Linked DNA regions of Mus musculus: region 1 is linked to region 2. The links are chromatin loops, found by intact Hi-C in ENCODE. Cell type or tissue: heart. All regions are shown on one strand. Each heading gives the region's core, and the rest is flanking DNA. Links, peaks and the distances in the headings are about the cores only. Region 1 overlaps Jade3 (jade family PHD finger 3). Region 2 holds the start of Rp2 (retinitis pigmentosa 2 homolog).

What was found. Peaks named below come from ENCODE experiments on the same cell type or tissue, not always from the same donor. Only the 100,000 strongest peaks of a DNase experiment are listed, where the experiment ranks them.
Region 1: it touches region 2 in a loop (3-fold over the local background); 4 of 42 quality-filtered maps call a loop at or near these places.

The regions. Positions count from the first base shown.
Region 1 is chrX:20,488,269-20,504,062 of GRCm38, forward strand. It overlaps Jade3 (jade family PHD finger 3), which reads left to right. Exons shown (of 13, transcript NM_199317.2): 7 at 1,434-1,624; 8 at 5,889-6,100; 9 at 11,158-11,325; 10 at 14,128-14,244. Among named protein-coding and RNA genes, the nearest start is that of Rgn, 54 kb to the right of the region's middle. In heart, for the core only: a CTCF peak has its summit at 9,613; no DNase peak of the experiment used is centred there.
Region 2 is chrX:20,357,626-20,373,419 of GRCm38, forward strand. It overlaps Rp2 (retinitis pigmentosa 2 homolog), which reads left to right and starts at 6,856. Exons shown (of 5, transcript NM_133669.5): 1 at 6,856-7,203. The coding sequence starts at 7,111. In heart, for the core only: a CTCF peak has its summit at 8,602; a DNase peak (open chromatin) is centred at 6,896; H3K4me3 peaks cover 1,473 bases; H3K27ac peaks cover 1,266 bases.

The DNA.
Region 1 (15,794 bases), core at 4,779-12,778, 130 kb after region 2:
AAACATAACCTCCATTCAAGAAAGATTATAATGTACATTTTCCTTGTATAATTTCAAGTACTTGAGATGAATCATTAGCTATAATGTCTTTTTTTTTTAAAGAAAAAGACATATCTTGGGGGGAAAATCAAATATTCTATAATTGCTTTGTAAGGCCATGTACCAAAAAGGTGCAGTATATTTGATCTTGAAGTCTCTGGAGAGCATGTGTTTTTCCTTTTCAGTAACTTTATTCAAAATTAACTATTTGGAATCATGGGCTTTGGAAAGAATGCTTAGAAGAAAATAAATATGCTCTCTACACTTACATGATCAACTATATATTACATGTATTGATATGCTTGATAACCCTTCTACATATATGATGACTCTAAAATTAACTCTCAAATCCTTCCAGAGGAATGGTTTTCATTATTTTATGATAACATGAGTCAGCCTCCCCACCACCACCTCTAAATAACTCTATTCTTTAAAATTGCCAGGAAATAATAATCCAGATTTCCTCCTAGTTGTATTTTTTTTGATGCCTCATCTGTTAAACCATCAATTGTAGAATAAGTTGTGGACATGAATTTTGTTTCATTTTTTCCTTTGATTGGTTTTCTTGACTTGGGTTCTTGAATATCAAGAGCGCTATAGATTTTCTCAAGCTCACTGCAAAAGTTGATGCAACAGTAGGAATCTTTCATTCCATCATGTTGCCCTGGCTCAGACCTGTGGCTGCTCTCATATGTGTTAGGAATGCCTTGGGTTTTGTGAAAGTCTATGATCTTTTTGTTTTAACTCAATTGCATAATGAAAATAATAAGAATATAGCAATCACTAATGTTACCAAAACCTGATTTTATCATATATCATACTAAATACTTTATTTCATATAAGCATAATAATCTTACCAGTTTGGTATTATTTTATTAATTTATTATTGTTGTCTACTTTTTTTGCAACAAAACAGAACCTTATCTAAATTAAGTAATTTTTCAAGACCACTTGACAAATTAATGGCAAAAAAGGCCCCAAAATTATGCTTGTATATATCTAAAACCTGTACTTTGCACTACTATCTATGGAAGAAAATCATGGGTTTTCCTGAGGCATATTAATGCTACCTTTGTGAAGATAATACTTATTACCAGATTTTTTTCCTTCTAAATATACTTGGTGACTGTTGGACCAAGAACACACAATACATTTACACTTCTTAGAATAAATGGTAGTAGGGTCTCAGATATGTGGAGGTAAATGAAGCATATCATTATCATTCAATAAGTTCACAGAAGATGATGAAACTGAATTTGCAGAAAGGGATCTGCCATATCTCCCAAAGTACAAAGCAGAGCATGCTCCCCAGAATGACCAAAGTCGTTTGGTGTATCCTGTCAGCACCTGAAATCTGTCATTTTGTTGATTGTTGCCAATGTTTGCTTTTCTAGGATTATATCTGAAAAAGTAAAGGAGATGCTTTTTGTCCGGCCCCGGAAATATATCCGTTGCTCCAGCCCAGAGTCTGCAGAACCTGGCTATATCAATACCCTGGAGCAAGCAGCATCTACATGCCGCTATGACCTAGATGACATGGATATCTTTTGGCTTCAGGAACTCAATGAAGACCTTGGAGAAATGGGTAAGCTATTTTCTTTATAAGTAAGTTGTGCTTTGACTTCACCAGTGGATTTTTTTAAGTTGTTAAAGCACTGCAAAACTTGCTTTTGTCTTGCTTTCCTTTCTTATCCACCCTTTCACTCACTATTTTTGATCAAATGAGGCATTTATTCAAGCGCATAAAGTATAGTAGTGTTTTATCTATATCAATTTTAATCTATGTTAAAATAGAATAATAAAATTTAAATGACCTTTCCTTAGTTCAATGTAATAGTACAGATATGGATGGCACATAAATTTCATGAAGTTGTTTCATATTGTTAAATGTTATGGGGTGATGGTTGACTAAACTTCTGGTGAAAAGAATGCTGAAACCTGTTCTTCAATTAGTCCTGAAAAGCATTCTCTTTAATGAGCAGGGCCACAGGTTGAGGTGTATCTTCCAGATGTTGGAGAAAAGGTCTATCTACAGCATTTAACAGCACCTACTACAAGGGATAAGTTACTCTGATCATCCTTTAATAGAAGGCTTCTAGTTTTGTTGCCCAGAATTAAACGGAAAAATATCTCCAAAGCAGTTCTTCTTAGTTTTAAACTCAGTTTTAAGTTTTTTATGTTGAAGCTAGTATATGAATACATATAAAAAAAGTTAAAATTATATTAAATCTTCTTTGGCATGGTAATGACAGTTATTCTGCCAAAAACATAATCTTAGTTTTGGCTCTTAAAAACTTAGTGTGTGCCAGGTGTGGTGGCGCACGCCTTCAATCCCAGCACTTGGGAGGCAGAGGCAGGCGGATTTTTGTGTTCGAGGCCAGCCTGGTCTACAGAGTGAGTTCCAGGACAGCCAGGGCTACACAGAAAAACCCTGTCTCAGAAACAAAACAAAACAAAACAAAAAACAAAAAAACCCTTAGTATGTTCTGTTTTTTATTTACCCTCTAAGAAGAGTTTCAGGTGGCCAATTAAGAGTGTAAATCACAGAGAAGGCAAGAAAAGAGGGGCAAAGTCAGAGTATGACAACCTAATGAAAGTGCCTCAGTGTGTGGTTTTGCATGCATATAGAATTCATAGATAACACAATCATCACAATGCTTCCTTTGATTAAAAAACTGCCCTATAAGTTTAATGCTTTACAATTAATACTCTTTGGATGAGCATTTTACTTTTTTTTTAATGGAACAGTTTGATTTACAGAAAAAAATGGACATTCAGCACAGAAAATGCAAATATTTACCTCAGATATATTGTTTCCCTAATATTGACATATTTCTTTGCCGTGGTATATTTACCATGATGAAGAAACCAGCACAGGTACCATCACTGTTAACTGATGTTGCAGACTTTATTGGACTTTCCATTTTCTCTCTACTGATCTTTTTCTGGTATAGGATCCCATCCAGGACACCACATTTCATTTAATCTTAGAAGAGCTGTTTTGTGTGTGTAGGGGTGAAGCCTCATGGGCTTTTTTCCCTATCTACTTTAGCATATCTGTTTGTGTCATCCTTTTTCAGTTCATCTTTAGGCAGTCATATTGGTGAGATTTTATAGGTGTAGCTTCTGACATCACTAGGAGACACAGCCTCATAGCAAACTTCCTGGTCTTCTGGTTCCTACCATTATTATGTTCCCTCTGGGGTGTGTTTTGTAGATATATAGCCATTGAAGCTGAGCTCCACAACTCTGCATTTTGATTGCTTATAGTTTTCTGTAGTGGTCTCTGTTTAAAAGATAAGTTCTCTTGATGAAGGGTGGAGTCTGCACTTACTTGTGGGTAGAAGGACAAATGTTTAGAATATAATTAGAGATTGTGCTAGTTTAGTAAAATAGTGGTTGTAGGTTCTCCTTCAATATCCATGACTTTTTGCTTGCACTAGCTAAATTTCCAGTACCGTTTATAGTTTCCCTCTTGTAAATAGAGAGCTATTGGTTACCTCCATGACATGCATACCACTACTGTACACTTAGGTGATTGTGCCATATTCAACCCTATACAAAGAAATACAGGCAACTAGGGAATGCTGAGAGCAAGAGAAATAGACATCCCCAGGGAAGAGTACCGTGACTAGTTATCCAATAACAAATGATTAGCCCTGAAAACATGCATACAAGTTTCATTATACAGACTGAGTAAGTGATATTTAGGCATGCACTCGTGTGTGTGTGTGTGTACACATACGCATGGAGCAATAATTAGTGAAACGAAAGAGATCATGAATTTGAAGAACATGAAAGGGTATATGAGAAGATTTGGAGGGAGAAAGGGGAAGCAAGTATTGTGAATATATTATGATCTCAAAAATAATCAAAAAAGTATTTGTTTCTTTAAACTGTAGTTTTTAAGGTTTTTTTTAGATGTATTCATTTTATTTTATGTATATGAGAGTTTTGCCTCTGACTTAGATATGTTTTCTATTTCTGTGATGAAACACCATGACCAAAAGCAAGTTGGGGAGGAAAGAGTTTATTTGGCTTACACTTCCACATCGCTGTTCATCACTGAAGGAAGACAGGACAAACAAGTCAAGTAACCTAGAGGCAGGAGCTGAGGCAAAGACCATGGAGAAATTCTGCTTACTGGGTTGCTTCCTTTCTTCAATGACTCTAGCTTGTGTCAAGATAACATGTAAAGCCAGCCATTATGTGTGTACTCCATACATACCTGATGTCTGCAAAGGCCAGAAGGCATCACATCCCTTAGAACTGGAGTTGTGAATCATTGTGAGTCCTCTGGAAGAACAACTGCTCTACACCACTGAACCATATCTCTAGACCCCTTAGAAGAGATTTTTAGGAGGTTTGCCTTGTGTCGAGTTTTTCCTTAGAATTAATGGTATTGTAGTCACACAGTTTAGAGCTTAAAATAAACTTTTAAAAATATTAAATTAAGCATTTTTGCTCAAATAAAAGAATTTTAAATGTGTATGCTGACTACATAATGGGTACCATACTAAACAATGAACAAAATAACCCATTCTCACAAGGTAATAATTCGGTATTCTTATTTTATATATAAGAACATTAAGATAACAAAGCTTACATAGCTAATAGGAGATAAAGTTGGAATTTGAATCCAAATTCTCATAAGTAGACACCATAACTCTGCTTTATAAAATTAGCTTACAAGGTAGCTAGTTTATTACATTTTCATACATACTTAATTTTGGTTGACCCTGTCCCCAGTCCCTCATCTCCCCACCTCCCATCCGTGCTTAAACCCTTTCATTCTGAGTATTCCCCCTTCTGTTTGCAAATCATATACATTCTTTTACCTTTCCCACACCGCTCTCTAAGGCCATTTTTTTTTACAAATTTCATTTTTATTTATGGCTTGATAAAGTTGTTTATATGTACTATATTGTTATAATTCATTAATCAGTTGTGCATTTGTTTAGGCAGATTCCATTTCCTTGCTATTGTCAATAGAGCAGCAATTATAAAAAACATGGATTACAAATATCTATGTACAAGATACAGAGTTCTTTGGGTACCTACCCAGCCTAGACACTAACTCTTTGTCCCTATATATCCCTCTGTGTATAATATATACATATATGTATGTGTGTGTAGCTAAGTATATGCATATATGAATGTATGTATGTATGATGCTTTGACTGAAAAATAAGCCTGATAAAATGTTTTGCGTCATAAGTAGATTAAAAAGGTAATTTATACAGATTTGAAAGTATTTATGATGACTAATTTTGAAAATTATACTTGTGTATGTCTATGTATGTATGTGCGCATGTACATGCAAAAATCACTGGTCTCTTGGGAGAACTGGGTTTTTACCAACATCAACCATTTGAATCTTTCAGTTGGGTTAAGTATGGAAAGTGAGGGAAAAAAAGTATAAAAAGAAAAAGGAATAAAGAAAAGAGTGATTTCAGAATTACATTTAAATTTTTATGAATGCTAATAGGTTTCTAGTAATACTTGTTATTGAAAATGGTATTAGATTTTTTTTTAAAAAATCGGGTTTTAAAAACAGTATTTCACATATATATTACTAAATATATATTTACCTAGAATTTTCTTCCATTAGTATATTATCATATGAAAAACTCCTGGTATAATTATTGGGTGTTCTTAGTGAAGTTAATTTGTTAATAATGTTATTTGTGTTCAAAGAATTAAGAAATTTAATATGCTACAAATTAAAGTGTTCAAAATTACAGCTGTTCATAAAAGTCTTATAGTAGTAGGAATAAAAATAGAATAGGGTTTTTATCAGGAGATGGACAAAGATTTATTTTTTTTCAATTTTATATTTTTCTGTGCAGGTTATGGCCCAATTGATGAGACTCTTATGGAAAAGACAATAGAAGTTCTGGAACGCCACTGCCATGAAAATATGAACCATGCTATTGAAACAGTGGAAGGGCTAGGAATAGAATATGATGAAGATGTGATCTGTGATGTGTGCCGGTCTCCAGACAGTGAAGAAGGGAATGATATGGTATTCTGTGATAAGTGTAACGTCTGTGTACATCAGGTTAGTCCAAATGGAGAACATCTCCTCATGCAAGGTCAACACTAGTGTCAAAGTCAGAGGATAACATTTAGGCATTGGTTCTTCTAGTGTTGGGCTTCGGGGATTAAACTCAGATTGTCAGGCTTGGCTCGTGCCCTTACCTGATCAACAGTCAGATTTTTAAAATTTCATTAATTACTTATTTCTAACACCCATATGTAAATGTCTTACATTTAAAGATGAAAAATAAAAATTAGGCTCTGCTTTTTTTAGTACTCTCTCTAGAAACACTACTTCTTATGATCTCTAAGCTGCTTCACCTATTCCCAAGAGGCTAAACCTAGGTCTTTATTGTGTCACATTATGTCCGGACCATTGAGATTGTCTCATTTGATTCACTCAGGAAGTCCCTATGCTTCTTGCCTAGGAGACTCTCCTCTGCATTTAAGATATTCTCTACCTTAGAATCTCTAGGACATCATCACTGACCCATGATCTGTAATCTATATATAGAAGGCAAAGAGTTCTTATTTTAGTACCCAGGGCCTTCCCTATATACTATTCCCAGAAACCTAGGTCAACCCTACCTTTAGAGACCACAGGTGTCTGGGACTCTAAAGGACTATCTTAATGCCTTATTTTTACAGACAATGTAAGCAAAGGTTAAGTGACTTTACCCAAGTTATTTCACATCCTTTCTAACACATACTAATAATGATTAATAATGACATATTAATAATAATAGTGTTAGTGATGTCAGCACTCATTTCAACTCTTGTCCATATCTATGTTCTGTGCTCTGGTGAAACAAGGTCACTTGATGTATAGTGATGAATATTGGTAATACTATCCTGTCTCCATTTTATATCCATGTCTGAATTTAAAAATCTCTTCTAAGAGCTAAAGATGGTTCAGTTGATGAAATATTTGCTGCCAAAGCATGAGAACCTGAGTTCCCAAAGTACATGTAGAGAACTGAGCCCAGGTCTGCAGATGCAGAGACAAGAAGTTCCCTGGTGCTGGCCAGCCAGCCTAGCTAAATCAAGTTTCATGTCCATTGAGAGACCCTAGTTCAATAAACAAGATGGAGAACAATTAAGGAAGAAGATATTTAGCACTAACTTCTGACCTCCACACACATGTACAAGCACTCATGTACATGTGAACATAGCCATATACAATCTTGTCTTCTACATCACATTATCAAAATGTACTTCATCTTCCAAGCTGTAGTTCATGTTCGTTCTTGATTTATACTTAACTGAATTTTTATTTGTCTGAATATGTTATATATTTTATTGATACTATTAATTTATTTAACAAATACTGTATAACACTAAGTACCATCCATGAGCCAGAGCTGTGCTGCATTATGGTGACACAGTAATTAAGAGGCAGATACGCTTTCTGCCCCTCCCCCAGGTAGACCATGGTGTAATGACTAAAAAGAAACTGTCAGTTTACCATAGTGTCCAGGAACTTTTATAGATTATAAATCCATGCTGCTGTGGTAATACATGGAAATGATAAAGGTAAAAAACAACTTTCAGCAGGTAACACTCAACGCTGAATCTTAATGGCTGAAAACTGATGTCAGTATATCCAGAAAGGTTCAGACTATGTTAATGGCAAGTAGTCAGGAGTGAGTGAAATGTGTTAGAATCATGCCTCTATGAGTATTTGAAGAGCGGAGGAAAAGCAAGGAAGCCAGGGATAGGAAAGGAAAAAAGGCCCACATATGAAGAATCTTCTGACAAACTAAAAACTTCTCATTTATTCCATCAACTCTAAAAGGATATTTATGTTCTAGAAAGATAATTCTGGTCAAAACTAATAGAATAATGAGCCTGCATAACATAGGAGATAGAAAACAACCAAGACTTAAGACTTTTCCAGGCCACCTAACCTTAACCTTAACTTCCTATTGTAGAAAGAACTCAATTTTTTTGTCACCAATTACCTTAATCATTGTTCTATTGTTGGGAAGAGGCAACTATTATGAAAGAAAGCATTAATTGCTTGCAATTTCAGAGGTTTATTCTTATTATCATCATGGCAGGGAGCATGGTGGCATGCAGGCAAGCATTTGAGCAGTAGCTAAAGAGTAGTATCCTGATCTGTAGGCAGAGAGAAAGAGAGAGAGGGAGAGAAAGACACACACATTCTCTCTCTAGGCATAGCATGGACTTTTGAAACCTCAAAGCCCACCCCAGTGACTTACTTCCTCCAACAAGGCCATACCTTCTAATCCTTCAATCTTTTATTTTTTCATTCATTTATTTATTCACTGTATTTATGTTTTTATTCAGTTTATTTAGTCACAGCCCCCTCCCTTCTCTCCTCCCAGTTCCACCCTCCCACACCTATTTTCCCTTGTCATGTCACCTCCCTGCAACCCCCCCCACCATACCAATACACCCTGGCATATCAAGTCTCACTCAGCAGGACTAACTGCATCCTCTTCCACTGGTGTAAGACAATCCAGCTAGGGGAAAGGGACCAGACAGGCAACAGAGTTTGAGTCAGAGACAGCCCCCACTGCAATTGTTCAGGGACCCACATGAAGACCAAGCTGCACATCTGCTACCTTCAAACCACCCTATCAATTTAGCCTTTTTCTTCATTTATTGTATCTTTAAAAGGGTAAATTTGGAAATTTTATCTTCATTGTACCAATTATTGGCATTGTAATATATTTTCAATAGAAACAAAAATCTTTTATGACTTAACTATGAACTTAAAGTATCAGATAATACACACCCATAAGTCCTCTCATATAATTAATTCCAAAATTAAAATTTTCTGATGATTTCCCTTTTATCTGAAATTCTGAACCAGAACTGATTTGGAAACAATACCAGAACTTAGCTAATATGAGGTTGTTTATAGCCTTTACCCATTTTATTCAAATACTCATATTTTTATAGAAATACTAACACATATGGTTTTGTCCCTGGTCCCATTGGGCTTATATAATAACTTTCCTAAGATCTGAACAGTTTTGAACTTCGTAATGTTTCTTACTAAAGAGGTTTTAGATAATGATTGAATCTGTGGTAGGCTTGAAGGAAATAAGACAGAGGTCATCTTTATATATTTTCTATGTTTGTCTTTTACAATTAGGGGAAAATATCAAAGAATTATATTCAGGTTCCTTGACGTAACTGTAACGTAATAATCCCCCCCCCACACACACCCAAATTATGGCATTTGTTTTAGAAATATACCAGGTCACTATAAATGATACCTCTCTCACACATTGGCAATAGCATTTGACTGGGCCTTGCAGACTATAAACTGATATATATGAATGCTAGGAATTTGTTACAATATGAAATTTCATAAAAAGACCTTCTTCCAAACTGGGCGTGGCAGTACACTTGAGGCAGGAGGTTTGTGAGTTTGAAGGACCAATCTGGGATGAACATATCTGTCTCATAAAAAAGCTCCCAGGAAACATGAATAAAATACTGAGATTCTTATAAAGTAGATGTAATTTGGATCATAAATAACTACTTAGGTTAGAGCTCCCTCTGTTGACTGTAAAGTCACTTAAATAATAATTTAAATATTTGTTTACTCTCTAAAAGAATAGTGGCATATTGGCATCTGGATTGTTTAAATATAATTTACCTTTTATACTCCACCATATCATGTTCATTGTTCTTCAGTGTCGACTATAGATTCGCACTGCAGAAGTTTGTACCACTAGACTTTAGATTTTAACATCATACAACTTTTTTTCTTTAAAACTATGTGAAAGTTAAAACCATTCCAATTCCTTTTTGTGTATATATCCATAGTCTACTTCTTTGTACAGATATTGAATACTTAGTGTCAGAAATACTTAAGACTTTGCCAACTGTGTATAATCTATATTGTGTGTTGTCTCCTCCCCCCTCCCCCTCCCCCCCATCTAGAACTCTTTAAAATGTGAAAAAAGCATTCTAAGTTTGTTAGCCTTATAAAACAGGTCTTAAGCAGTAGCCAACACCTAGTTTAGATGATGGTGAATAAATGAGATAAGAACAGGAAAAATTCCTAGAAAATTTTACTGAGAAGAATCTGACAACTAAATAGAGGAAAGGTGAAAGCTGTGAAGAATGAATAAACAAATGTAGAAATAAATTCATCCTAGAATAGTGTGACAAGGAGTTGGATAGAGTAATAGTGGTGAGGATGGGGATGGAAAAGCAGTTCAGCCTCTGGGACTCAATGTAAGAAGTAAGTGCAGGCACCAAGTGTCAGTGGATGAAGGTAAGTAAGTAAAAGTCCAGGGATTTGGTCTAGAAGATCAAAAAGGAAAAAAGGTTAGCAATGGATGGTTATAATTCTTAGTGAATCTCACCTAAATGTGAATCTCTTAGAACCCACAAAAATTTTGAAACTGCTAGGTCTAATCAGTTGATGGTATAGGTAGGGTATATTTAACTATGTGAGGAACCTAAAGGCAACTAGGTTTCTTCTGAAATAGAGTAGAGCAATAAAGAGGGTCAAATGGACAAAATCAAAGATGGGGACAGTCTAGAATAATTCCTAAGTAATCTCCCATCTCTGAGTTATCATTTATTTTTCAATATAATTCAATAAAGAATTGAAACGCTCCTAGAACTCATTGTAATTCGATTATAATTCAATTGTAATTCATTGTAACTCAATTCACAAGTCTTTTTATTCAACCCAAGCAAATAATTCCTATAATTTGCTGAATGTTTTTATGTACCAAGTATTAGACTCTTTATAAACATTGGCTTATTTCACTTTTTTATCACAATACTACATGACATGTTGAAATTACTCCATTATTGCTTGGATGACCTGTTATATAAACAATGAAGACAGTTTGGAATACAGGAAAGTCTGTAGTCCAACTCTTAGTTAGTAGTTGGACTAATCTTGATATGAATTACCACTTAGTCTTTTTCTATCTTCATTAAAGTTATTTCTCATAGGTACGCATGCTAATCTTAGTTCAGATGATGCTACAAGCTTGGTTTTTAGTGTTTAAAAATTATGAAATCCTAGATATGAACTTGTTCAGCTATGTGTGCTTATCTCTTTTTCATACTTACCTACAGGCTTGCTATGGCATTCTCAAGATTCCAGAAGGTAGTTGGCTGTGCCGCTCCTGTGTCCTGGGCATTTATCCACAGTGTGTTTTATGTCCTAAGAAAGGTGGAGCCATGAAGACCACCAGAACAGGGACTAAATGGGCTCATGTCAGCTGTGCCCTGTGGATTCCAGAAGTAAGTAACCATCCAAATCTGGGCCAATTTCCTCCAGGGTACCTTCCTTCCTATGATGTTTAGACAGACTCAGACTGATCATGGAAATGCTTTCTGCTCAACTGTATTTCTGAGATTTCTGTGCTACCTCCAGTCTTCTTGTATACAACTGTGCCTGTTAGCCCAGATTTCTGTATTTGTGAGTGATATTTTCAGTAGTATTTGATAAATTTGTATGAGAGAAGAGACATAAAAGTCCAGGGTGTGGGGCTAGAGGTAGCTTAGCTATTAGGAGCTCTTACAAAAGATCCAAGTTTAGCTTCCTGCATGTCAAGCAGCTCATAGATAACTACCTGTAACTCTGCCTCCCAGGAAATTGATGGCCTCTGACCTCCAGAGGCACCCATACACACACATGCACATACTCACACACACATATATGTATAATTTTAAAATAAATATTTAAAAAATATTTAAAATAAACTACTTTTTAAAAGAAAAAGATAAGCAAAAGAGGAAAAAAACATTTTTAAAAGTAAAGCTTAACTTAAAATACCTGTAGCCACAAATCAAAATAAGACATGAAATACCACAGAAATATATAAATAGCATCCTGGAAAGGTCCCTAGTTCCTGAAAGTAAACCATTTTAATTTCTATCACTATGGATAAATTTTGTCTGTTTTTACGCTTCATATTTTTAGAGTAAGTATTCTTTGTTGCCTGGCTAGAACTCCATGTTGTAGTATGTATCAGTAGTTCATTAATTTACATTGCTTAGTTATTCATAATTATATGGATATTCTATTTATTTATTCTGCTTTGGATCTCTTATTCTAGGCTGTTACAAGTAAAGTAAACAATCACTCTTGCCCACTGTGGTAGTTTTCCTCTATTTTTTTTTAAAGACAAGGTTTCCCTCTTTTACTGACTAGCTGCCCTAGAACTCACAAAAATCCACCTGCCTCTGCCTCCCAAATTCTGGTATTAAGGACTACCACACCTAGCTAGTTGTTCTTTACTTAAAAAGCTCTTTTGAGTGCTTAAACTCAACACTTACCTAAGGCCTTTATTCAAAATTTATTCTTTATTATAAACCTATCCTTTAATTGTAGATATTTCCTGAATGGCTATTGTTCATTAACTTAATTAAACATGGCTTCTAAACTGAGCATGGTAGGACATTCCTCTAATCCCTATAATTGGAAGGCTGAGGCAGGAGGACTGAGATCTGGAAGCCATCTTGGAGATGTGTAGTAAGCTCAAAGACAGCCTGCATATCTAGACTCAGTAAACAAACAAAAACCAGTAGTTTGGGGTAGGGTATAGTAAGTGGTAGAGTATTGGCCTATTATGAACAAGGCATCTCTCCACTATCAAAAAACTACAATTAAAAAAGGTTGAAACCAGGCTTGGTATTGTATGCCTGTAATCCTTCATCCTTGGATGAAAAAGCAGGATAATCAAAAGCTAAAACCAGCCTTGCTACATAGCAACCTCGAGGCTAGCTTAAGTCATAGTGGGACCATGTCTCAAACAGACAAAAATCAGGGAACATAGCTGAGACATTATTTGCTTAGCATGTGCAAAGCCTAGGCTTGATCCCAACTACCACATACATAAAAATAAAATCACCTATAATCTCGGCACTCAGAAGGCTAGACTAAGAAAATCATGAGTTAAGGGCCACCCTGGGCTACATAGACCCTATCTCAAAAATAAATAAAACAAAAATAACTTTTAAAAAAACGTTAATTAACGTTCTCTTAGGGCTTCTCAATTCTTGATTTTCAGTACATTTTAGATTATTAAAGATCTCTCCTGATCTGGACAGAACTTGTAGTAGATGGATCATCCTTCTTTGATAGTTACTGCTTTTTGAAACCTGTTTATTTCTGGTATTGGAGAGATTGTCTAGGGGTTAAGAGCACTGGCTACTCTTTCAAAAGACCTAGCTTCCGGTCCTAGCACCCACATGGTAACTTACAGCCATCTGTTATTCTAGTCTCAGAGAATCTAATGCCTTCTTCTGGCCTTTGTAGACACTGCATGCAAGTGGTGCACAGACATGCACACACAGGCACAACATTTGTACATGTATAAAGTTGTTAAAAAAAAACACACATTTTTACCAGTAGTTACATGACCCTTTATTTCCAAATGGAAAGTTTTTCCATCTTTTTTAAAGTGTCCTTTTCCTTTCAGCATTCCCAAAGACTTAATTTCACTTTGAAGCTACTTTGGCTGAGAGAGTAGGGTAAGATGATAATAGTTACATAGTCTTAAAGATTTGGGGTTTAGAAGTGGTATCATCCTCATCCTTTCTAATTACATGCTGCAGTCCCTTCATTACATAAATTTGCTGTTACTTTGCAACAGTATTATGCTGCTTTGTAAACCAAATAGAAAGATCTGTCACTGCCTTTCTTTATCGTTAGTTGACTAAATGAAATAGCAAGGCATGTGATACCATCTCTAACATAAAACAGATTCTAGAATTTCTGAACTTTATTTCCTTTCCTAAGTAGCTTTCTTCTAAGTAAAGATGGATACATCTTGATTCTTTTAGGTAACTATGCCTACCTAGTCTACACTCCTACACTCTCATTGTAGATATAAATTGTTTACATTACTAGAAATGATTGAAGGACTGAGCAGTGGAAAGAAACATCTTTTTTTATTCTTAGTTCCGTACTAACCTTGGAAGATATGGCTTGCCTCATTGTTTTAATGTTCTCAATTTCATATAACATCACTTATAGTTTGTGAAAGTGTTTTTGACATGCCTTGGTGCTTCTGCCTTATGATGATGTTTTATTTGTAGGTCAGTATCGCTTGTCCTGAGAGAATGGAGCCTGTCACAAAAATCTCCCATATCCCACCTAGCCGGTGGGCCTTAGTTTGCAACCTGTGCAAGTTGAAGACAGGGGCTTGTATTCAGGTAAGTTCCCTGAGAAATGGTGGAGTAAGCTAAAACCAAGTCAACCTGACTCATGGTCCCAGTAAGAGTGTCCTGTTACCCCAGAAATCACTTGAGAGGCTACCTACTCATGTGTAGGATACTGTCACTCCAAAGACCATTTGTGGAAATCTTTTTCAGATGTTGCCTCTGGACCATTGAGCTTGTTTTTTTTTTTTCCCCAAAGATTTATTTTTACTTATGTGTATGTAGGTGGGTGCCTTAGAGGTCATAAGAGGGTGTTGGATCCCCTGGAGCTAGAGTTACAAGTGATTGTGAGCCACCCAGCATGGGTGCTGGGAATTGAACTTGTATCCTCTGAAAGTGCAGTAAATGTTCTTAACCAGTAAGCTATCTCTCCAACCTTTAAGCCTATTATTTTCAACATTCATATTGGTTACCAGGAATAGTGATACACATGTTTGTCCCAGCTTCTCAAGGTATTGAGGCAGAAGAAAATCATTTCACCTCAGAAGTTCAAGGCCAGCCTGAATAACATAGTGAGACCCCCTTCTCAAAATAATATTCATAATGGTATTTAATGTTCATCTTTTAGTGTCAGAGCTCATGTATCAACTAGACTCTAAAGCTGAGTAATTTCATTCTGAGAGGGAATAAGCTATAACTCTAAAATATGTAACCCATGTTCTGATCAGTTTCATCCACTAGCTGTCAATACATTTAAGATCCACTATGATTAGATAGATGGTTCTGTAAACCATTTGGGTGTGGAAAGGTACATTTGAATAGATAAAAGTCTGGTGACTAGTTTTAGAAATCATTCTTAGAGGGGCTGGAGAGATGCCTTGGAGGTTAAGAGCACAGACTGTTCTTCCAGAGACCTGGGTGCAGTTCCCAGCACACACAGGGCAGCTCACAACTGTCTGAAAGTCCAAGATCTGAGACCCTCACACCTTTGCATAGGTATCCATGCAGGCAAAACACCAGTGCACATAAAATAAAAATAAATTTTAAAAAATTATTCTTATAGGCATATATGGTACATGTGGTAGTACAGGTAATATTTTTGAGATATCTAAGGTATAATGTTATGTTCACTTTCTATTCCAAGCATAATAAGGTGACTGCTTGTATGTGGGAAGGAAGGACTAACTGACTGTAACTTACTGCATATGAGCTGCAGAGTGCTTGAGATCAGATTTGCCTGCAGACCCTCAGAGAAAGGGGTCTCTGTAACGTCATACCTTAGAGCAGTGGTTCTAGATGTTTTATTTAGTTCACTTCTGTTTAGCATAACAGGTTGCAGATTTGTCATCTGAAAAATATGAATACTTACCTTGCTCTTAAAATTTTATTTTGGCTCATTTTATTTATCTTAACTATATAACATTTTAGTGTTTAAATGGGGAAAATATCTCCCTGATATATATTTATTATCAACTTGACACGATCTAGAGTCATTTTGGAGATGACTCAGTTGAGAAAATGCCCCCAAATAGATTGACTTGTACACAAGCCCGTGGTACATTTTCTTGATTGATGACTGATGTAGATTTCAGGCCACCATAGGT
Region 2 (15,794 bases), core at 3,482-11,481:
CTACCTGCCTCTGCCTCCCAAGTGCTGGGATTAAAGGCCCGGCAAGCCCTATAGGTTCTAGAAAGAAGACTTATGAAAGTATAACGTAAAAACAAAATTCTAGGCCTTTAGACCCAGGCTTGGGAATGTGACCTCTGTGACTTAATGCACCAAGGTATGCTAATCATAAAACAGCTAGCGACATTCCTCCACCCACCCGCTTCCTGGGTTCAAAGAGTGTTCATTCAAAGAAAGTCACCCTGACCATTGCCGGAACCTGCTATGCAAATGTGCTATTTAACTGTCTTGAGAGATAACCCGAACAATTACCAGGTATTCCTTGTGACACCTGTGACTTTGCACTTCCTTGGGACTCTTAACTGGTATCTTTGGTATTTTCCAACAACGCCCTCCCTACTTCCTTGAGCTGTGGTTTCTTCCTTTAAATACTCCCTTACCTAGCTACTCGGGGTGCCACGGTCCTCTACCCCTGCGTGGTGTATGACAGTAGCCCCAATACCGCTCTTGAATAAAAGTCCTCTTGCAGTTTACAGCAAGACTGTCTCTTGTGAGTGATTTGGGGTGTCGCCTCTCCTGAGTCAGAACGTGGGGGAGTCCTCACGTTGTGGGTCTTTCACTTCAACCTAAGATTAACTACATCCATGAAAACAGAGGAAATAACTAATCTTACCCCAGCACAACCAAGAGGAGAGAAATGCTTTTAAAAATAATTGGAAGTAAAAGAGGATCCAAAACAACTGTTTGAGAAAGTATGAAAAGAAAACATGTGCAAGTTTTGTTCTGAAATGCTCTAATCCACTTCTTCAATATTTTGTATTAACTCTGAGGTGACACCTAAAAGATCTATACTTTACAGTACTTACTGCTCTTGTTTAGTCTGTGAGTCACAGTGAGCTTTAGATGGCCAATAGAATGCAGTGGAAATGACCTGTGGCTTCTGAGGTAATGCTATTCGTGGCCTTATGGCATTTGTTTTGGTCTTTGGAACACTCACTGTTGGAGCCTGAGTACCACATATGGAGTCCAATTAACTGTATGCTGAAGAGAATTCCTGAGATTTCATATAGAGGAATTCCTGATCAGCCTTCTAGTAGAGCTAGCCAAGCTTATGCTATAGATGTACTGTGGCTCAAAGTTGAGTTGCAGCTGTCAATTCCTGCCCAAATGCAGATTCATGAGTAAATTTAGCATTTTAAAGTCATTATGTTTCAGCTGGTTCACTGTGCACCAATAGATAACTGAACTGCTGCTCCTCCTTTTTCCTCTGTGTATCCCCTCAGGAGAGTGCAGAGTGAACAAAGGCATGTCTGGTCAACATGGGGAATTTTCTAGCTAACATTGCTAGTGGTATTGATGTATTTATGCTGTAAATATATGTGGCTTCAAGCCTGTCTTCTGAGAAGTAACTATGTGTCTATGGTCAAGACATAGGAGAACCAGAACTATCTCTCAAACTTGTGGTCAGACATAAAGCCTCAACTCGACATTCTAAGACAGACAATGTGTATAAAACTAAACACAAAAGGAAGCTTTCCACAGAAAGAAATAACAGGAGGGGGTTGAGAAGGTGGTATTGGGAGGGAATAAAAAAAACAAAACAGGAGTGTAAATGGTGGTGTGATAGTTTGTATATACTTGGCCCAGGGAGTGGCACTATTAGGAGGTGTGACCCTGTTGAAGTAGGTGTGTCACTGTGGCTGTGGGCTTTAAGACCCTCATCCTAGCAGCCTGGAAGTGAGTCTTCCACTAGCAGCCCTCAGATGAAGATGTAGAACTCTCAGATCCTCTTGCACTATGACTGCCTGAATGCTGCTATGCTTCCTGCTTTGGTGATAATGGACTGAACCTCTGAACCTGTAAGCTATTCTCCCCCACCCCCAACTAAATGCTGTCCTTATAAGGGTTGCCTTGGTCATGGTGTCTGTTCACAGTAGTAAAACCCTAACTAAGACAGAAGTTGGTACCAAGGACTAGGGTATTGCTATGATAGGCCTGACCATGCCTTTGTTTGGAAGAACGTGGATTTTGGGACTTTGAGTTTGGAAAGCAGTGGAAAACTTTAAATGGGGCTTAATGGGCTATCCTAGTAGGAATATGAAAGACTGAGTGTAATTTGAATTGTGCAGACCTGACCCAAGAGGTTTCAGAGGAGAAGAATTGCAGAATGTGGCATAAAGACTGTTTCTGTGGTGTTTTGGTGAAGAATGTAGCTGCTTTTTGCCCTTGTCTGAGGCATCTGCCTGAGGCTAAGGTGAAGAGACTCAGATTAATTACATCGACAAAGGAAGTCTCAGAAACACTCATCATAGACTTTGTTATCTGATTAAGTCTCATGAAGAACATTTTAAACAAGCATAGCAAAGTTAAAAAGGAAAAATATTAAAATGTATGATATTAAAGGGCCACCAGGAGCTAAATCCTGTGTTCAAGGATATTAAAGTGAATTAAGGGAGTAGTGACATTGGGGCAGGATATCACCCAGCTAAAAGTTTAGGTCCAGACATGGTAGTACAAGCTTTTAATCCTTGGGTGCAAAAACAAGAAGATCTCTGAGTTGAAGGCCAGCCTAGAGAATGTTCTACATGAAGGAAAACTTAAATCCAGGCTTGGTGGACCACACAGTACTTAGGAGATAGACATGCAGATCTCTGAATTCCAAGTTCCAGGACAGTCAAGCTTAGGCAGTGAAGGAATTGGAAAACTGGTGGAAAGCTGGTGATAGTGTAATAGAACAAGACGACCATGTTCCAGCCCCAGCAAGCAGCAGAACTTGGCAGCTTTGGTCACGTGACTCTGGCTTTAGAGTCCAGAATAGAAGGGATTACTGGAACAAGTGATGCTGGTTAGCTGGAGCTAAGAAATTAGTGGTGATTAAGAAGAGACCAACATCACTGAGGTGAAATCTTTTGGGAAGTGTTTTCTGAGAGCACAAAGAAGCTGTGCTCCAAAGATAGCCAAGGTTATACCTCCTGCAGCAGCTGTACTTGGTAATGTGTAAGAGTTACCCATTTGGTACTGGTTTTGAAGGCATGAAGGCATCATGAAGAACAGCTGAAGCTTGGCACTGTGAGAGGCCATGGAAGGCCGTTGGTGAAGGTGAAGCCTCAGTTGACATCCCAGGACTGAAGGGGTCATGCAAAGGATTTGAGGCTTGGCACCATGAAGAGAGCCTTTGAGAGGCTATTGGTGAAGCCTATTTGCAGAGGAAGACCCCAGTGTATTGGAGATGACAGTACCATGGGATGACCACCAAAACAGCATCAGCAGTGGAGCGGACCAACCTGAGCTTAGAGTGCTACAGAGGGCAGAGCTGAAGAAGTGACAGCAGCCCTTTGGAGGAGCCCAGAAGATCATGTGTGGATTCCAGACATTGAAACAAGAAGCTGTAACATTGAAGTTGCCTTAGAGACCCCAAGATGTTCAAGATGCCGGAGCATTGGGCTATCTGCTGAGGAAAGCTGATAACAGGGAGTGGAACCAGCTCAGGAGAAAAAAAAATTGTTCCAGTCAACAAAGATGAAAATGGAGTTGAAGATCTGAAGACTGCTTTGATGTCAGACATGGCGATACAGAGTTTAGAGTTTGCCCAGCTGGTTTCCTGTTTTGCTTTGGGAATGTTAAGTGATTCGATGAATCTTAGAAGAGACTTTGAACTTTGGACTTTTAACATTATTGATACTACTATAGACTATGGAGACTTTGGAAGTTGGGCTAAATGTGTTTTGCATTATGCTATGTTTAGGTATGGCCCCCATAGACTCATATGTTTGAATAAGGCTATGGGGACCATGGAGTGAAATGTGATGGTTTGTATATGCTTGGCCCAGGGAGTGGCACTATTAGAGGGTGTGGCCCTGTTGGAGTAGGTGTGTCACTGTGGGTGTGGGTTTTAAGACCCTCATTCTAGCTGCCTGGAAGTGAGTCTTTCACTAGTAGCCTTCAGTTGATGATGTCGAATTCTCAACTCTACCTACACTATGCCTGCCATGCTCCCACCTTGATGATAATGAACTAAACCTCTGAACCTGTAATCCAGCCCCCAAATAAATGTTGTCCTTATAAGAGTTGCCTTGGTCATAGTGTCTGTTCACAACAGTAAAATCCTAACTAAGACAGGTGGGAAGTGTCTACCTAGGCAGAAGTAATTGAACTTATGCTTGTGTCTAGCACATACTTTTGTAGGACTTGTTCACCACCTACTTTTATAATATGGAACTCATTCCTGCCATTGCAGCAATTAGAACATATGTGCACATCTGTCTACAGACGATTAACTGGCAAAAAAAATTGTCTGATTATCTCCCTTCAGAGTCTGAGTTAATGTATAAGGGGCTCATTGTACATTCTGCACACTGGGACAGAAGAGTCAGGACTCGAGATAGAATGGCAGTTGGCAGCAATGTATATGCTGATTAGTAAGGACAGAGCTGGCTTGCCAAAAAAAGTCATGGGAATTTATGGTGGAAGGAACTAAAGAGAGACATGGAGAAGGCAGAGACAGAGACAGAGACAGAGTCAGACAGAGAGACAGATAAAGACAGAGAGACATAGGCCTGGTGACTTTTAATCCCAGCTACTTGAGAGGCAAAAACAGGGGACTCAGTTTAATGCCTGTCTGGGTTAATGGGCAACTTAGCCAGACCCTTTCTCAAAATTTAAAGTACTTTGTAAAGGCACAGGGAGGTATTCACGATTTATGTTGGTGGTATAGCACCTGCCTAGTAGGTATAACATGTGCAAGGCTTTAGTTTAATCCCTAGCACCTCTGAAGAAGAAGAAAAAAGAGCAAGAGAGCAAAACAGATCACTAATCTTTGTGTATTAGCTTTTTAATCCTGGTTGTTCTTGGGTTGGTGGGGGCTATATGGAAAGAAGAGACAGTGTCTCAAGTAGCCCAGGCCAGTCTTGAACTCCATTCTGCTTCTAACTCTCAAATGCTGAGAATATATTGCCACACCCAGCTATAATTTGTATGATTTCAATTTAATTTTGATTTAATTTGATTTGGGATTAGACTGACAGTGAGATGAGAGTTAACCAAGTGCCTTCAGTTTTATTTGAGGATCTCTAAAAACTAATTACAGGTTGATCTAGATTTTGTTTCAGATTTGAGTTTCTCAAGAGCATGTGTTTCAAAGCAATGAGTTAGGGCTGGAGAGATGGATCAGCAGTTAAGAGCACTGGCTGCTCTCCCAGAGGTCCTGAGCTCAATTCCCAGCAACCACATGGTGGTTCACAACCATCTGTAATGGGCTCTGATGCCCTTTTCTGCTGTGTCTGAAGAGAGTGACAGTGTACACACATACATAAAATAAACAAATAATTTTAAAAGGGTGTGCTCAAAGCAATGAGTTTTAGAAATTCTTTCTCTAAAATTAGTTTTATTGAGTTGTGTCTTTATGAAGAACATGATCCATGAGGGACAGAGGATCTGAATTTTTCTAGTTCTTGCTCAATTCCATTCATTGTGACCACAGATTCATCCCTGGATTTCAGCTTCTTATTCTGCACTCTGCAGTGATCAAACTTTTGCTATTCTATGAATATAAATTAGCAGCAGGGCTCTAATACAAAACTATCCTCACATAGAACTTTGATCTGACTGAAGAAAAAGGCAGTAATGCACAGCTTTTATTGTCCAAGACCTGGAGCTTAACTTTCAGGTCATTTATAATTCTTAAGCACTGTACCCTTCTTCCTGGTTGTACAAAAAGGGCAGGAAGTGAAAGGAGGAACAATCTTAATGCCCAAATTGAGTCAGAGGCTCTTTTAGAATCTACATTAAATGTGATAGGTATGGTCAAGTAAAAAGATAAACAAATTTGAAAGTGCTAGTCTGCATTTGATGTCTTATCATGATGTTTTAATACTGTATCTCAGAGAAATCAACTTATTATGAAAGCAATACATGGGCATTGTACTCAAAGTCCACCCAAATACAACAAATGTTAATGATTGTGTATATTTTTATGTTTTCACGCGAACTTTGTACCATTTGCTTTGAACAGATCAGGTTGTTTATATGATAGGGTTTATATCCTCTATTAGACTTTGCACTGCTTGAGTTCCTAAAGCTCCTTTGTGGTGAGTCAACATGCCTCTCTTACCCTCTATAGTTGGACTACTGTCTTTTGGAAGAGATTGGAAAAAGGTTATATGTGCTTCTGTCATTGGATGCATAAGCTGAGAGATTCAAAGGTACATGCCTTTTTGTAATATCCTTTTGCTCCCAGATTCACTGTTCTAGTAAGGAGACAATACTAGGTTTTTATCCTAAATACTTGTCCAATTTTGGAGAGATAAGTGGAAGCTTTTAGACATCCCTCAAAGGATTGGAGAGATGGCTCAGTGTTTAAGATCATTTGCTCCTCTTGCAGAGGATCCAGGTTCGCTCCCTAGCACTTGCTTGATGGCTTACAACTATTAGTAACCAGGAGATTTGAGCCCTCTCCTGACCTCTACAGACACCAGACATGAACAGTTCGACCAGAAGCTTGTGGGTTCCCTAGAAAGGTACTGAAAGGGAGGAGTGAAGGACACAAATTTGTTTTACAAAATCAGCAAGATTTTTTTCCCTAGCAATTTTTGTCATAAAACAAGTCCACTACTCTGTATGGCATCCCCTCCAGAGCTTAAATTTTGGAAACTTTCGAAATTTGAGCACCGGGTCAGGAAAAGGTACTCAGCCCAATCAAACAGCAGCCAGCTAGCCCAGCCTAGTTCACTAGAGGGGAGAAGCTGGGGGTGGAGTAGGACCGACCTGGGGACGGGGCCCTCGGTGAGAGCACCTGAGCTGGCCAGCCCCCCGCTGACGTAGGATTGGTGAATGAATACTTTGGCCTGAGCTCATAGGAGCAGAGCAGCTTGCGAGGCATTGATTGGCTCAGAGGCTGCTGCCCGCTTATTGGTTGCCATAGGTCGTCACGGAGACCTAGGGGGTTGGGCGGAGAAGGGTGTTGGGCCTGGCGGGAGTGCTGAGGGTTCCTGGCGGCGGGGCTGCTCCCCTGGGCGGTGTCCGGGGAGCTGTTGGCCGAGTCACCCTGGCTTCCCGCCACCCTCTGAAAGGTGTCTGAGCGAGTGGGGTCCACTACCAAGACCCTTAGGCCGCACCATGGGCTGCTGCTTCACTAAGAGGAGGAAGAGTGAAAAGGCTGAGGGAGAGGAGGAGCAGCCCAAGCTGTACAGCTGGGACCAGCGGGAGAAGGTGATGTTTTGGGGATCCCTTGCTTTGGGCCCTCCTCGGCTGCCCTTTGCAGCAGATGAAAGCGGGCAGTTTGGCGGGTGGCCCACAACTGGCTTTCACTGGCGCGCACAGGCAGCTGAAGTCGCACGACTTTGGGGGCGGGATGTGAAGGGCCCAAAGGAGGCATAGAGTTAGTGGTCAGCCTAACTAGACTCCCAGGGCCTCTCTGTAGGCTCTGCACCCCGACTCCGGATTCTAGAAAGGACTCCAGGGAGGGAAAGAGCCAGGAAGGTGCTGAATCTCCAATCAGCTCATTTCACCAGCGTTGGCCAAAGGGGTTTGGTCCAGTGGTCGAATTACACACGCAAGACTGGTTCTCATCTTTTCTGCGGTTTGTATTCCCAAGCTGTTACTCTTTTGTCTGCTCTCCTCTGAAAATCGCTTTTGGTGCCTCTTGGTGTTACTCAGTTATTAAATGGACTGTTTCATGTCTACCTTTATTCTCGTCTTCCATTTATCAGAAAAGAATAATGAAAATTGAGGCAGTCTTGGAGTGTATTGTGTAAGGTGAAAGTACCCAACACAAACCAGGAAGTAGTTTATTATTGCAGCTTTATATGAACGAAAATGCCATATATATATATATGTACACACACACATACACACACACATATATACATATGTGTGTGTGTATATATATATATATATATATATATATATATATATATATATATATATATATATATATATATATATATATATATATATATATATCTCAAAAGGTTTGAAAAAGTCTCCTAATCTTGCACAAAACACACTTACTTAGGCATACATTTCACAATGGTTCCTCTTTCTACAAAGTTCTTCTTTTCTTCTTAGTGTAGTTGCTTTGTAAAACACTTAATAGACATCAATTATTATAGTTTCTCAAACAAAATAAGAACGCTTGTTCTTTTAAATGGGTGTCATGAACAGTTAACTATTGCTTAATGCAACAACTTTGACCAGAAGTACTAAAGTCTTGTTTTGTTATAACCAGTCATCCTGCATCCTTGTTTGGTATGACAAATCATCCTGCATCATTTCAAATCCCCAGCAGAATTTAGGCATTCATATAAATGACATTTTCAAAATGTTGGCTTTTAACAAATGGAAGCTGAATTCTCAGGCTCAGCTTTTTGCCTTTGACTCTGAAACCTTTCTTAGGCCATGTGGCCTTTTGTTCCTCTTATATAGCAGTATTTTGTCATGTAGGAAAGTGTTGTATTTTCTGTCTTATATGAAGATTGTACCCATCAAAATCATTTGGTAGGAGGATTTTGAAGTATTCATTTTCAACAGCCTTGGGATTTCTAATAATGCTGTTTAAATTTTTTCTCCCCAGCGCTGGGTATTGAGCCATGCTAGGCAAGCATTCTACCACTGAGTGGCATCCCTAGCTAAACAATGCTCTTTAAACTTGAACTTCCTGCTGCAGAGAGAGTTTTTGTTTGTCTTATTTTGTTTAGAAGTGTCAGGCTAAAAGTAAAAGTGTGCTTTTCTTTTCAGTAGTCTTGGTTGGCTGTGGTTCACTGTTCCATAATAATTGTCTTTCTGCTAACTTCTACTTACAAAGTTCTGATTAATTGGGGTCTTCTGGTCTTGCTATTATGTTATTTTTGCAACAGGATCTTTTTTGTTATATTTTGAGACAAGGTCTCATGTAACTCTGCATAGCCCTGAGTATCTATCTGATTCCCCTGCCTCCATCTCTTGATTGCTTGAATTGTAAGCATGCATCACCAACTTATGCTAGAGACAATGTTTTGATATGTACTTCTGGCTAGCCTGTTAAACGGTATGTAGCTTAGGCTGGCCTTGGATTTCAGGCAATCTACCTGCCTGAGCATACTGAGTACTGAGATTATGGGCTGGGCTACCACACCCTGATAGTTGGGATCTTTCATATGAATGTGTTTTGTGATCTCTTTTTCTTGTGCTCTTTATCTAAGTTAAAGTACTGAAAAATAGCTTAGTGGATACTAATATCTAAGTGTCGCCTCTCCCACCATGTGTGCTGCATTAAACTTTCTGGTGTAAATAGGAACATTAAATTTTTTTCATTTATAGTTTTAAAATGTTTTTATTCAATAAAGAGGTCAGCCTTGAAACCAGATTCATACAAACAGCAAAAACAGACTCAGTAGGTTGTATTTATGCATACTTAAACATACATAGATATGTATGTGTAATAATAATAAAGGAACCCTTTTTGAGAGCATTGCTAGGTACTATAGTTGTAGAGATGTAAGAGCTGTTATTGGAAATGTACAATAAGCCTATATATATATAAAATAGCTAGATATATAATTATATTCTATATAATACATAGTATACATAAGATGCCATAATATATTATTATTATATATATTATATAGATATAATAAAAGTTAAAACCTTTTTTGTGGTGCTGGGAATAGAACACAGAATGTTAGGCAGGCATTCTACCACTGATCTATACCCCTAGCCCTCCAATGGTACTTTTACTGACCCTGGTCTTGCTATCTCTTGAAACTTTTGTGTGTGTGTGTGTGTTTTTCATTACAAGGAATTGAGTGTAAATACACAGCTTACCGAAATAACTGAGATACATTGTATCTGTAGCAACAGAAATGGTTTGTCTCAGGTTTTCATAATATCATGGAGTCTAGGTCTGTGCTGTTTAAAGTTAGAGCAAGCAATTAGTCAACCTGTAAGAGATTTTGTTTTTTGTTTTTTTTTAATGAGTTGACTGTAATCTCCTTACCATTGGAAAAGTGGTGTTTAAAGTTTCCTTAGGTTGTATAATCAGAGTTGATGGGTACCCCATGGGTTTTGGGTTTTGTGTTGGGTAATTGGGTCAGCCTTAAGGGACTGAAGCAAGGAGAAATTGTCTCAATTAGAAAGAATGTTTGAGGACTAAGTGGTGTCATGGCAACTTACATATTACAGTCAACAGTGGAAGGAATTCATTTTCCATTGCTGCTGACTTTGAAAAAGAAAAAAAAAAAACTACCCTGAAATGAGAAATAGTTTGGATTCTAAGATCTCTGTTTAAATCATTTAGAAAGAAATGCCTTTTCTTATTATTTATATGCTGTATTTTAATAGTTAAGCAAATTATTCAATGTATATGTATTCAAACACCAAGGAAGAGCCAAACTTATTATTCTTGCCCTCCGAGATCTTCCTTGCCCTTTGGAGTGAAAACGGGAAATACTGAGGCAAAATGGGGTGAAGATGAGTGGCACACAAAGGGAGTTTTCAGTTCCACTTATTCATGCTAATATTCCTCAATAACGGAAAGAAGAATAGTTTCTCTGGCTGGGCAAAGTGGTGCAAGCCTATAGTGCTAGCAACTTTGGAGGCTTGGTGCTTCTGAGTACAGGGCCAGCCTCCTGAGTTTCAGGCTGCCCTGTGTGAGTATGGTCATTGTGAGACTGAGATCTTGACTCCTTAAAAAGAAAAAAAAAGAATTAGTTTCCCAAATGATGGCTTAGGTATGAAAATTGTGATTTGAGTATGAAGAACACACTTGTATCTGCTACATTTGTCTCATGATTATTCGAAATAGTGCTTATTAAAGCCAAAGTCTCAGATCAGAAATTCAACTGTCTGTTGTTCAACTTTGGGTAAACCAGCCAATTTGTGCATATCAAGCTTCTTAGTTATAAAGTTGGCTAGTCCTAAAGAGTTCTGCACAATTTAGCGAGGCAAAGACTTGCCCTGAAGAAGAGACATTAGATAGTAATTGTCATCTCCAGAGACACTTCAAGCACAACTTATAGGAGAATTTAATTCCAAGAATTGTTCATCAATAGAAAGGATGACTTTATGGGAAACTGATGTCTGTGTGGAACCTTCAGAGGTTAGATAGGTGACCTGCTAAAAAGAAGTATCTGTAGTAGATAGGAAGCTCGATGCTATTTTCATCATCATCTAAGTATGTGAGATAATTTAGTTGCCGTTTGACATGAACTAAACCATCCTAAAACTTAATACCTTAAAACACTGGCAAATACTGCTTTTGTTTAGGACTCTGCCCTTTGTGTACAGTTAAGCAGGGTTGACTCTATATGGTATCAACTGTGGCAACTTGAGTAGGGGTTCCAGGATCGCCTTCAGGGTGGCTTAACCCCAAAGGTGACTGTCAGGTTGATACAGGCATGCAGTTGGGAGCTCAACTAGGGCTGAAGGCCAAGCACTCTCCATGTGTATTCTGAACTTCAGGATCCAAGGACCTCTGATTTTATTGAGTCTAATTGATCTTTTCTCCCAAATAACGATTTCTAATTTTGATATTTTATTACAAATATATTTAAGTTTTTTATTTTACAGTTATGTGTGTATGTATGTGAAAATCTGGTATGAGTTTGTACACATGAGAGCAATGCCTATAGAGAGCAGAAACAGGTATCAGATCCTGTGGAGCTGGAGTCTCATACAGTTATGAGCCATCTGACATGAGTGCTGAGAACTCAGGTTCTCTGCAAGAACACTATGTGCTCTTACTGGCTGAGCCATCTCTCTAACCCTTCATTAGATATATTTTATTAGATGTCTTTAGAGAAAACATTTAATGTATACCTTAAAGCTTAAGTAAGCATATCTGCTACAAGCTACTCTTTAAAAATACTTTTTATTTTTACAAACTGGATTTCCATTAATGTGAATAGATTCCATTAGTATATCTCAGGATATCATTACTGAAGTTAACTCCAGAAATTAAATTTAATGAAAATTTGCTTGCTGCCTAGTAAAGAATTAAGATGTTCACTGCTGTTTTCTGTTAGGGAAATAATACTTAAATAGTACTGTTGATCCAACTCCTGCTAATGCAGCAAGTTTGAGGCCAGTGTGGGCTATAGGTAATACATAGAGATATAAACTATGTACATTTCATCAAGGCTCATATGTTAAAATACTTTAGACTATAACCTATCTATGCTTGTAATTTTAGACATTTTAAGAACTAGTAACGTTTACAAAATTATTCTAAGCTAGAAATTAGTTATTAAGTTTTGACTTGAAGAACTTTTAGGAATTTCTGAGAAAATATAGTAACATATATCCTATATTTCTCCCTTGAATAGTGATTGACAATCCAAGTAATTTTATACTGTAAAGCGAATTATAGAATCTTTAGCTACAGGATTAATTTATCCTCATAAGCCAGTAAAAATGGAATGTCTAGGAAAAACTAAGAAGATAGATTACACTGAATCCCGCAGTATTAGAAGCTGTTATGAGTATTAGTCAAAATTTTTTGAAGGCCTAAATCCTCCATGATTATATTTGAAGTTAGAGCCACTAAAGAAAGAAAAAAGCTTACATAATGTTCATAAGTGTAGAGTTCTAATCCCACAGGATTGGTGACTTCATAAGATTTACTAGAAAGTAAGCCCAGTCAAGTCCCTCAACCCCACAAAAAGTGCTGGTAAAGATAGAGATGAAGGGCTTCTTAGTTGAAGCCAGCTAGGCCAGGCCGCCGTAACAAAATGCCACATTCTGGATGGCTTACACAGCAAGTTTAGGTTTCAGAGTTCTAGAGCCCAAGACTCAGAAGATCAAGATGCTAGCACATTCTAGCATCTCTGTCTAGTGGGCCTGTCTTCTTGGCTTTAGATAGCTGTCTTTTTGCTGTATCCTTTCAAGACTTTTCCTCTCTGTATTCACCGGCGCCAGCACTCTTTCCCACATCTTACAAGGCCAGTAATCCCGTTATGAAGGCCTCTCATTACTTCCCAAAGGCTTCACCTCCAAATATCACCATATTGAAGGCTAGAGCTTCAAAGGAGAAATTTGGGGAGACTGGTTGGAGATACAGCTCAGTGGTGGAGTACTTACCTAGCATACACGAGGCCCAGGGTTCAATCTCTAGTAGCATTAAAAATGGGGGGGAGACACGAATATTAAGTCCACAGCACACTCAAACCTATTAAAATAACAGCTCAGTGATTTAGCAATAGATTTTATGCCGACATTTGCAACAAGAAATCTTAACTCCTAGTAGTGTGTGTGTGTGTGTGTGTGTCTGTGTTAATTTGTTTGAGTGTAGACCCACACATGCCTTGCTCCTCTTGCCCATTCAGCTTTGTAGAAATCAGCCAAATCCTGGTGGTCTTTTCCCTTTACCTATTCACCTTTGCTCTAACTACCTCCGCTGTGATTAATGTATCAGTGCCAAAAAGACACGTGGAAACATGATCAGAGAATACTTTTTTCCTCCTAAAATTTAATGCAGAATGGACTTAAGCCACCCTTTGATGTTCTTTCTCACTTTAAGGCCTGGAAGTAGACCAAGCTCCCATTGCCTGCCCCGTAACTATGTTCCCACGTCCTGGTACTGGCTTTCACAGAGGAAAGCAGCCTCAGTCTCCCTTTACATAAAGGGAGGAAAGACCTACAGTAGTTATCAGAAGCAGTGCCTCTGCCTGCTATAGTTCTTTTATTTCCCTAGCCAGAAATTGATCAACTTGACGTGTGACTTAACTGAATGTCCCTGAGTGCCAGTTTGTTCCCATTTTTTTTCAGTGTTGGGAATTGAACTGTGGCCTTCCATATACTAGACAAGTGAAGTGCTCTTACTGGGCTAGCTCCTAAGCCTTACTCTTTTGTTCTTGATCAGCATCAGACTCTCAGTTCATTGGAGATGGAGTGGAGAGTGGGATGTGGGGAAGATTCAAGTTCTCTTCAAAACAGTGTGTGATTGGGTTGGAGAGAGAGCTCCACATTAAGAGTACTGGGTGTTCTTCTGAGGACCCGAGTTTGATTCCTAGCACATGGTGACTCACAACTATCCATAGCTCTAGTTCCAAGGAGATCTGATACACTCTTCTAGCCTCCATGGGCACATATATGCAGGCAAAACACTCATACACCTAACAAAAAAGGTACTTGATTATCAGATTTAGTTACTATTCATATAATACCTGTATAACCCACATTATAGGAGTTATATTCTGGGGTAACCAAGATTCATTGACTAAAATGGCTATATAGTTACCTATATTCTGTTTTTTAGCGGTTTATTGATTTTGTAAATTTTATGTGTATGCATGTGCACAGTGTGCATGCAAGTACCCACAGAAGAGGGCATCGGAAGTCTTGGAACTGGAGTTACAGGCATTTGTGAGGTGTCTGATGTGGGTGCTGGAACTAAACCCAGGTTGTTTGCAAGAGCAGTAAGTGCTCCTGACGACTAAGCATCTCTCAGCACCTTATACTCTGCTTTAAACCTGTTTATAATCATATCCTTGTTTTCATTCATTCTATTGTATTGTTTCTTAATCATTCTTGACAGTTTGTCTATTAAAACTTGTTTTGACCTTGTTGTTCTTTATTATATTTAATGTTTAAATTATTAATTACATCTGTGATTTTAACTTCTCTTATGTATTATTTTAGCATTTAATTGCAATACAGTTAACATTCCATGGCAGTTCTAGATCGTGTTTGTAAAGTATCTACTATTTTTAAATTTCTGAGCCTTTTTTTTTTTCAGGGTAGTCTCAAAATTTGAGACTATTCTAAATCAGCCTTCTAAGTGCTAATTTTATAGGTGTGTGTCACCGCACCTAGCTTTAATTTTTAAGAGAAAATTTAGATGTGTTTATTTTATGTATGCATGTGTTTTGCTTGCATGTATGTCTGTATACCACATGCATTCTTGGTACCTAAGGAGGGCAATGGATTCCTTGGAACTGGAGTTATAGACAGCAGTGAGTGACATATGGATGCTGAGAATCAAACCTGTGTCCTCTGCAGGAGCAACAAGCACCCTTAACTACTGAGCTATCTCTCCAATCCCCCAATTTTATTCAGTGTGTGTTTATGGACAAGTAATTTTACTTTTTGCATTTTACATCTTGTTTAGATGTGTAATGCAAGCTTACTTGTTGTGGATTCAGGTTTTCTTCATTTCTAGTTTTATCTGTTGTTGGTTTTTTGTTTTTGTTTTTTGTATTTTGGTGTTTTGTTTTGTTTTGTATATTCATGGTGCTTTTGGAAGCCAGAGAACATTCTCAAGTGTCATTCCTTAGGCATCACACACACACACACACACACTCACACACACACACACACACACACACACACTCACACACACACACACACACACACTCACACACACACACACTCACACACACACACACACACACTCACACACACACACACACTCACACACACACTCACACACACACACACTCACACACACACACTCACACACACACACACGCTCTCACACACACACACACACACTCACACACACACACACTCACACACACTCACACACACACACACACACACACACACACACACACACACACACACACACACACTTACAGTCTTTTGAGACAAGCAAGTGTCCTGGGATTCTCCACATATACTAGGCAGTGGGCCAGTGAGCTATAAGGCTCTGCCTGTCATTGACTCTGCAGTGCTGTTGTGGTGATAAGTGTATTCCACCACATCCAACTTTTTATATAACTGCTGGTGACTGAACTCGGGTCCCTATGTTAGAACTATCTTTTTAAGAGAATTTTTTTCTGAGACTTTTGTTTCGGTTTTGTTTGTTTGATGTAGGGTCTTGCTAT